Linked DNA regions of Homo sapiens: region 1 is linked to region 2. Evidence: chromatin loops called from intact Hi-C (ENCODE). Cell type or tissue: Calu3. All regions are shown on one strand. Region 1 overlaps UGT2A1 (UDP glucuronosyltransferase family 2 member A1 complex locus). Region 2 has its middle 38 kb from the start of UGT2B28.

The links. Hi-C counts contacts between places; a loop is a spot of excess contacts. Peaks named below come from ENCODE experiments on the same cell type or tissue, not always from the same donor. Only the 100,000 strongest peaks of a DNase experiment are listed, where the experiment ranks them.
Region 1: it touches region 2 in a loop (22-fold over the local background); 34 of 110 quality-filtered maps call a loop at or near these places.

Annotation. Positions count from the first base shown.
Region 1 is chr4:69,614,567-69,619,566 of GRCh38, forward strand. All of the region lies in intron 3 of UGT2A1 (UDP glucuronosyltransferase family 2 member A1 complex locus), which reads right to left. All of the region lies in intron 1 of UGT2A2 (UDP glucuronosyltransferase family 2 member A2), which reads right to left. Among named protein-coding and RNA genes, the nearest start is that of UGT2A2, 23 kb to the right of the region's middle. In Calu3, no CTCF peak of the experiment used is centred here; a DNase peak (open chromatin) is centred at 2,725.
Region 2 is chr4:69,315,893-69,320,892 of GRCh38, forward strand. No RefSeq gene overlaps it. Among named protein-coding and RNA genes, the nearest start is that of UGT2B28, 38 kb to the left of the region's middle. In Calu3, a CTCF peak has its summit at 2,210 (motif pointing right); a DNase peak (open chromatin) is centred at 2,209.

The DNA of each region.
Region 1 (5,000 bases), 300 kb after region 2:
AATTATACTTCAAAGCTAGTAGCCATAACAGCATGGCACTATTATAAAAAAAGACATATAGACCAATGGAATAGAATAATGGACACAGAAATAAATCTGTACATCTACAGTAAACTACCTTTCAACAAAGCTGCCAAATACATACATTGGGAAAGGAATGGACTCTTAATGGTGCTGGGAAGCTAGGTATCTATATGTAGAACAATGAAAGTGGACCTCTGAGTAGTCTGTTCTCACATTACTATAAAGAACTATCTGACACTGTAGTTTATAAAGAAAAGAGGTTTAATTGACCCACAGTTCCACAGGCTGTACAGGAGGCATGGTTGGGAGGCCTCAGACAACTTACAATTGTGGTGGAAGGGCAATGGGGAAGCAAGCACATCTTCACATGGTGGCAGGAGAGAGAAAGAGATAAGGGGAAATTGCTACACACTTTTAAACAGCTATATCTCATGAGAACTCACTATCACAAGAAGAGCAAGTGGAAAACCAGACCTCATGATCCAATCACCTTTCAACAGATCCCTCCCCCAACATTTTGAATTACAATTCAACATGAGATTTGGATGAGGACACAGGAGACAAACCATATCAATCTCTATCTCTCACCATACACAAAAATCAAATCACCCTGAAAAATTAAATCACTCTAATTTAAATCTAATCTTTCTAATCTTTAAGTTAAATCTCACTGATTTAAAACCCGAAACTTTGAGGAAACACTAAGACAATGTTCTGGGCAGATTTGATTAATAAGACCTCAGAAGCACAGCCATCCAAAGCAAAAATGGACAGATGGGATCACATCAACCTCAACCGAAAAAGCTTCTGCACATTAAAGAAAACAATCAACAAACTGAAGAAACAGTCTACAAAATGGGAGAAAATATTTTCCATGTACCCATCTGACAAGGGATTGATAAGTAGAATATATCAGCAGCTCAAACAATTCAAAAAGAAAAGAATGAGTAATCAAAAAGAAATGGATAAAAGATCTGAATAGACGTTTCTCAAAAGAACAACCAACAGGCAAGTGAAGAAATGGTCAACATCACTATTCATCAAAGAAATGCAAGTAAAAACTATAATGAGATATCATCTGAGCCCAGTTCAAATGGCTTTTACCACCCTGACCCCGCCGCAAAAACAAACAAGCAAACAAACAGACAGACAAAAAAACAGGCAATAACAAATGCTGGTGAGGATATGGAAAAAGGGAACCCTTGTGCACTGTTGGTGGGAATATAAAATTGGTGCAGCCACTATGGAGAAGAGTGTGGATATTTCTCAAAAAACTAAAAATAAAACTACCATATGATCCGACAATCACACTGCTGGGTATATATCCAAATAAAGGAATCAGTATATCAAAGAAATATCTGTACACCCATGTTTATTGCAGTACTGTTCCCAATAGCCAAGATATGGAATCAACCTATATGTGCATCAATGGGTGAATCAACGGACAAGTGAAAATCCCGTCATTTGCAATAACTTGGATGAATCTAGAGTTTCCTCCAGTTAAGTCAAATGAAATAAGCCAGGCGCGGAAAGACAAATATGCCGTGTTTTCACTCACATGTGGAAGCTAAAAACAATAATTAACGAATGAAGATATAGAGAAGATATAGAGTAGAGAGATGGTTACCAGAGGCTGGGAAAGGTCTTGGGGGGTGGGGAGGGTATAAAGAGGGCATGATTAATAGCTACAAAAATATAGTTAGAATGAAAAAATCTAGTGTTTGATAGCACAATAGGATGACTATAGTTAATAATAATTTGTGTGTTTTAAAATGACTAAGAGTGGAATTGGAATTTTCCTAACATAGAAAAGATAAATGTTTGAGGTTATGGATATCCCAATTATCCTGATTTGATCATTACACATTTTAAGCTTTCATCAAAATGTCACATTTCCTGTAAATCGATACAACTATTATGTATACATAATAATTAAAAATGAAAACTTAAACAATTATAACATGTACCCCACCAACAAAAAGGAACTGAAGTGTTTGCAACTTCCAGTTTACCATTTCCTGTAAAGCCACTGGCTTACCCATTCAATTAATTTGAGAGAAATGAAGCCAGAAAAAATTGATAATTTTATCTTCTAACTAGGATTTGCGATAGTTCATTTAGGGAGATAAGAAATGGAAAAGTATAAGCTATAAATCCTCCATTTAGTTGGAACTGTAGCTTCTCATTATAATAAAAATCAAAAGCTAATGACACTTTCTAAATTTCTCTGCCATTTTCTTTTCTTTTTTTTTTTTTTTTTGAATAGTGGTTTCTAAGTTTCATTTTCCCACTTGAAATTGCCTCTGTGTATGTGGCATCTATAATCAATGACAATGGAGGAAAGAAATATCTGCATAAGTTTCTGCCCATGCTTTTTCCACTACTGTTTTGTAGTTAAAATGTAGGTGAATGAGAAATATGTAGCTGGTGGAAATAGGATATAATTTCAGTTTCCAATTGCCAGGAAATTCTCAACTTCTCTGATCTTGATTTCTTCATCTGTAAAATAAAGTTAGAATTACAGAACTATTGTTAGTATTCAACAATAAACTATGTGTAAAAGCACTTTCAAAACTATAAAACAAAAATGTGCATCCTTTGGCAGTTGCTAAATGTAGTCCTTAGGTTAAAGTTAAATCTCACTTGAGACTTTCTTTTTCTTCAAGCAGTTTATCAAGCTTTAGGATCTGCTGCCCTCCTATGGATGATGGTTGATAGTGCTGAATAAGTATGGTGAGTCCAAATTATTAGGAGTTTAATAATTTTGTTGACGGCGTAAAAATAAAGTTCATTTAGATCTACTTATGTTTATACAAAGATATAATATATATGTTTATAACATGTAAGAAATGTATATTATAAAACAAATTATGTGTACGTATATACGTAGACGTACAAAACCAAGATGAACACACACAACATATTTAATAGGAAATATTGTAGCCATTCTCTAAGCACTAGTTTCCTTCATATTCAGGAAGAAAGACTGTTTCAAATTAGGGCTAGTGCTATCTATAAGTTAAAATAATGATATAAATACATTAAAAGTTTAAGTAGATTTCATTAGCAACATACAGGGTCCATTAAGACGTTCTTTAAAATACTAAAATAATATAAATTATTATTCATTATTGGGAGTTAACATTTCTAAAAATATTGCCATTATAATACACTTACTATCTAGGATTTTCTGATGTAATTTTCAAGATAGTTGAAATAAAATATAACTAGGTTTCAAAATAAAACAGGGCAATAATTGTCTTATGTAAAAATCTTCAATACTTAGTTTCCTGAGGAAGAAACAAAACCGACACAGTAACAGTAACAACAAAAATGAAAAACAAGACTTTACAATCCTAACATTATTGTGTTCAAATATGTCTTTCGGAAATCATTCACATTTGGGATTTAATGAGAGAAAATTTTCCAGGCCTTAAGAATTTATTTGTTTGACATCATTTAATTATGAGTCTAAATAGATTCAAATTAAATAAAAATTAGATTACATGTTTTTATATAGATATTTAGTATCCGTGTACGTAATCATCATAATTCTATGAGAAAATATTATTTCACAGATAAATAGGCCAGTAAGCATGTGTGTGTGTGTGTGTGTGTGTGTGTGTATGTTTGTGTGTGTGTGTGTGTATGTGTGTGTTGAAGGGGGAAGAATGTATTACATTTGGTAAGTCTGGTTACAGTTCTCTTAAAAATGTTTTTGGGGCATTAAATTAAGTCCAACCAGTAACCCCAGGAACTCATACTAATCAATCTAATTGGGAGATTCCACTACAGGTTGGCAAAAGGCTTTGTCACAAGAGAAGAGATTTAAAAAGCACAAAAATGTCTTGGTGAATTCTAACACATTTCTAACTTTGTTTATTGAAAGGGTCTTTGTCTATTTCTGCTGCCAAAAATAAATTTATTTTAACCATGTGGCCGTTGAATGAGAATTTAAACAGACCATATTAATAATATTTTGAAATAAGTTTTCATGTGTAAGTACACAAAGATTGTATATTGACCATTAATTCCTGAAACCCTCGATACAGTAAAATCTTTATGCTTTTCAGATTCAACTTTGGTTAAAATTTCTTTAAAAGTGTAATTCTAAGTTCAATCAATTCTATGATTATATCAATCAATGTAGAAAAGCCTTAAGTATACTCCAATACCTTTATTGGTTAAAAAATAGAAGTGAACTTTCTTAGACAGATGAAAATTATGAAACAACTATTAAATGACAAAAAAACAAACAAAATAAGACCAGCAAGAAACCAAACTTCGGAAAATTTTCTACTCAACATTGAAAGGTTAGAAGAAATTTTTTAAAAACTCAGGATCAAGACAAAGATGTTGTTTAACATACTTTAAATTAATGTTGAATTTTATAATTTAATTATGCAATAATATATGGAAAAAAGTTATATATTATACAATATATGTATATACATTTGTAAATGTAGGAATTTATTTATATCAGAAAAAAGTTTATCAATATTGATAGATACAATTTTAATATACAGGCCACCTGATGTGCTTCATGCCTACAATCCCAGTACTTTGGTAAGCCAATACAGGAGGATTGCTTGAGCCCAGGAGTTTGAGATCAGCCTGAGCAACACAGGGAGACATATCTCTATAAAAATAAAAATAAAAAATTAGCCAAGTGTGGTGGTGCATGCGTGTAGTCCAGCTACTTTGGAACTGAGGTGGGAGAATTGCTTGAGCCTGGGAGGTTGAGACTACAGTGAGCCAACATCAGTGGCACTGTACTTCAGCCTGGGTGACAGAGCAAAATCTTGTCTTAATGCATACATACATAAATACATAAAATAAAATAAAATAAAATAAATAAAGCCAATATACAAAAGTAAATTGCAGTCTTACATACCCCATACAAACAAAAGTGAAATTTTAAAATAACGTTAAAGAAGACTCTAAAAATAATGATATACCCAGAAATAAATCTAACA
Region 2 (5,000 bases):
AGGGAACTCAAAGGATAGATTTCTAAAACCCATGGGAATCATTGAAAGGAAGAGAGAGAAAGACTATTTTTAATGAAAGCGTCATGTTTTCATATGTTATCAGAAAGGAAGGCAGACAAATTTACATTTCTCCTATGTATATAGACAATATGTGTTTTTTGCATATCAAATAAAGGCAGGTGTTCCAAATTTTGCTGTGTATTGAAACAGTCTTGGGAGCTTTTGACAAGAATGATGCCCGTTTTGCATACCAATGAAAACAGATTTTGGAATTAAGAGCCAGATTTTGTGTTTTATAAATATTTCCAGCAGATTCCAATGTGCAGTACATTGGAAACACTAGGTTAAGGTCTAGATAAACAGTGAACATAGTTATTATTTTCATTGATATTTAATTATCAGTCATTCTATTAGTTATTATCTAAATTAAATACAAGCTGTCTGTGTATATCAAATCTACATACAGTTTCCATCAATGTAGGCGAAAACTAAAAAAAAAAAAAAGAGTAATTCCAGTGTATTAATACTTCACAAACTTTTGGAACTTCTTGTTTCCAATGACAGGTGTACATGAATTTAGTCACAATCTCTTTTTATATTATTTTAAACTATCTCAACAGTGTCACCTATTCACCAGTCTGCAAATGACTCTATGTGCTATCTCTTTTCATAAACAACTTGTGTAGGGAAGTATTTCTGCATTATGAGTGTCTTGCTCTTTTCTTCCACTTCATATTTTATTCTGTGTGTTTTATGCATCCTATTTATAAGCAGCAATTATCTCTTTAAAATCTATTTTGCTTTATCCTCAAGTTTTGCTTTCCTCAAAGGGAAATAAGTTTTAAATTATCGTTATTATTTGTTTTTTATGTACAAATGTTCTAATAAGGCTACCTTAGTATACTATTATGCATGATTTCTTACAGTGAGTTTACCAGAAATCGTGTTACATGACTTTCATACATTAATTTAAATTCTTAATATATTCATGGGACAAGTATTATTATTGAACTGTATATTAATAGGCTCACCTCTCTTTGTCACATGCCATTATGGGCCTTTAGTCAACTTCTCAATGTAAGAAACAAAATAAATTACACAAGAATGGTTGCGATCATAGACCTGAATACCACAAGCAGATTTTCCATATTACTTATTGCTACTTCTTCATCAATTTCTCATCTGATTTCCTCTAAATGATTTTAAAGAATACTCTGTATTTAATGATTTTATGTATACATTTTATCTACTAATATTTCAGCTGTGCTGTTTTTATAGTTATTTAATACTTACATATTAGTATTTTGGAATCTTACCAGTTAGCCAAACATTTATATAAGATGTTTCTATAAAAAAAGAGAAATTTTAAATTCCAGACTACTCAGCTATAACTAAACCTTTGGAGCATGTTCACATTAGGTTGAGCATGGTCTGAAGACACTTAAATCAAATTATAACCCTGTTGTTATTAATACAAATATAAATTTCTATATAAATTATTATAATTAAAATCAAATAATGGCCAAATGGATTATTATATCATCACCAAAACTATGCCATTTTTATTTTTTCTAATTGCAAGAATTTCTTGGGATATCTTCTAGTCTTTTTAAATTACATGAAATATTACAAACTGACAAAATAGTATAAAGTACTTAAATAAGTGCCTATAGTCTCATTACCTAATATAGAACATAAGAGTGTATTGCCTTGTTGTCAGTACATATCCTTTGAAAGTGATATGTGGTGTATAGGTGGAGGGAGACTGATGTTGGCAGAATAGGAAAGCCATGTTCCTTTTCTCCTCACAGGGAAATGGACTTAAGAAATATATACATATATAGACCAAATTGCCCTTATGAAAATACTCCAAAACAAGTTCAAAGATTTCAGCACCCTAGGCAAGAGCAAAGCCAAGAAGAGCGTCATTGAAATTGCTAAGAAATTTCACAGAATTGGCTCACTATAGAGTACAGCCAGTACAGCATGGCACAGGTAGGAGAAAATTCCCTAGCCATACCTTCTCCCACAGGAAAGAAAGAGAAGATTAAAGCATGTTTTAATATTCTAGCTTTTGGAGGGGCTGCACAAGGGGCTAGTTTCTATCACCTAACTCAAATCACAGGAACTAGAATTCCGATGCCTGTGATCTACTGAGAACAAAACCACGAGTGGCAGTGTTAAAAAGGCTGCCCTACCACAGAATGACAGCAGAGGGAGCAATAGACTGCAAACTCCTAAAGATGAAATTAAAAAAAAAAAAAAAGTTTAACTGGGTAATTACACACAGAAGCTGAGAGAAGACACATTCCCAGAAAAGGTTTGAGAGACCTGCAGAATCTCTAGCTGGGCTGACTGGTGAAGACAGTCTTTTGTACCAAGCTAGGTAGTAAATAATGGGAGATGCAGCTATTTTTTCAAATATCCAAATTGCAGCCAACGAGCACAAGGCAACAATGCATACATACACACACACACACACACACACACACACACACACACACAGAGCACTAAACCATGGCCCAATGAAGGGACCAAAATAAACTTCTAGAAAATAACCTCAAGGAAATGAAGTTCTATGAATTATTCGTCAAATTATTCATAATTATCATTTTAAAATAATTAGCAAAGAGAGAACACAACTATATAAAATAATAAAAATAGTGCATATAAAAATGAAAATATTAACAAAAAGATAAAACTCTATAAAGAAAGAACCAAACAAAAATTCTGGAGCTGAAGAATACAATCACTGAATTTTTAGCATTCACTAGAGGAGCACACAAGAAGACTTTATCAAACAGATAAAAAATATACACACTTAAGAACATAGGTTATCTGAAATTATTCAGGAAGGGGAGCGAAAATTTAAAGAAAAAATTCACAATAAAAAAGTGAAGTCAGCCTAAGCAACTTATAAGACACCATCAAGCTAACCAATAAAGCATCAAAAAGCTTATCCACTATGATTAAGTGGGCTTCATCCCTGGGATGCAAGTCTGGTTCAACATACACAAATCAATAAATGTAATCCAGCAAATAAAAAGAACCAATGACAAAAACCACATGATTATCTCAATAGATGCAGAAAAGGCCTTTGACAAAATTCAACAACCCTTTATGCTAAAAACTCTCAATAAATTAGGTATTGATGAGATGTAACTCAAAATAATAAGAGCTATTTATGACAAACCCACAGCCAATATCATACTGAATGTCCAAAAACTGGAAGCATTCCCTTTGAAAACTGGCACAAGACAAGGATGCCCTCTCTCACTACTCCTGTTCAACATAGTGTTAGAAGTTCTGGCCAGGGCCATCAAGCAGGAGAAGGAAATAAAGGGTATTCAATTAGGAAAAGAGGAAGTCAAATTGTCCCTGTTTGCAGATGACATGATTGTATATCTAGAAAACCCCATTGTCTCAGCCCAAAATCTCCTTAATCTGATAAGCAACTTCAGCAAAGTCTCAGGATACACAATCAATGTGCAAAAATCACAAGCATTCATATACACAAAGAACAGACAAACATAGAGCCAAATCATGAATGAACTGCCATTCACAGTTGCTTCAAGGAGAATAAAATACCTAGGAATCCAACTTACAAGGGAAGTGAAGGACCTCTTCAAGGAGAACTACAAACCACTGCTCAATGAAATAAAAGAGGACACAAATGGAAGAACAGTCTGTGCTCATGGATAGGAAGAATCAACATGGTGAAAATGGTCATACTGCCCAAGGTAATTTATAGATTCAATGCCATCCCCATCAAGCTACCAATGACTTTCTTCACAGAATTGGAAAAAACTACTTTAAAGTTCATATGGAATCAAAAAAGAGCCCACATTGCCAAGTCAATCCTAAGCCGAAAGAACAAAGCTGGAGGCATCATGCTACCTGACTTCAAACTATACTACAAGGCTACAGTAACCAAAATAGCATGGTACTGGTACCAAAACAGAGATATAGACCCATGGAACAGAACAGAGCCCTCAGAAATAATGCCGCATATCTACAACCATCTGATCTTTGACAAACCTGACAAAAACAAGCAATGGGGAAAGGATTCCCTATTTAATAAATGGTGCTGGGAAAACTGGCTAGCCATATGTAGAAAGCTGAAACTGGATCCCTTCCTTACACCTTATACAAAAATTAATTCAAGATGGATTAAAGACTTAAATGTTAGAACTAAAACCATCAAAAGGAAAGCAGATCGAAACCATCCTGGCTAACACGGTGAAACCCTGTCTCTACTAAAAATAGAAAAATTTAGCCCGGCATGGTGGCAGGCGCCTGTAATCCCAGCTACTCAGGAGATTGAGGCAGGCGAATGGCATGAACCCGGAAGGCAGAGCTTACAGTGAGCTGAGATCGCACCACTGCACTCCTGCCTGGGTGTCACAGCGAGACTTTGTCTCAAAAAAGAGAAAACAAATAACGAAAAACAAAAACCAACAAAAAAAAATTAAAAATTCTTTGCACTGAATGGTAATAGTGACACAACCTATCAAAACCTCTGGAATACAGGAAAAGTGGTGCTAAGAGGAAATTTAACATCATTAAATGCCTACATCAAAAATTTGAAAGAGAACAAATAGACAATTTAAGGTCACACCTTGCAGAACTGGAGAAACAAAGAATAATTTAAACCCAAACCCAGCAGAAGAAAAGAAATAGCAAATATCAGAGCAGAACTAAGCAAAATTGAAGTAAGTAAAACAATACCTAAGATAAATGAAACAAAATCCTGTTCTTTGAAAAAATAAATAAAATTGATAGACCATTAGTGAGATTAACAAAGAAAAGAAGAGAGAAGATCCAAATAAGCTCAATTAGGAAAAGATGAGAGATATTATAACTGATGCCATAGAAAGACAGAGGATTCTCAAGGCTATTATGAATACCTTTGTTACTGGTGGGAGGCAGATAGGTTCCTAGGTGGAAATGGGTGGGTCCCTTGTGAAACTCCACCTTTAAGCCAGGGACAGCTTGAAGCC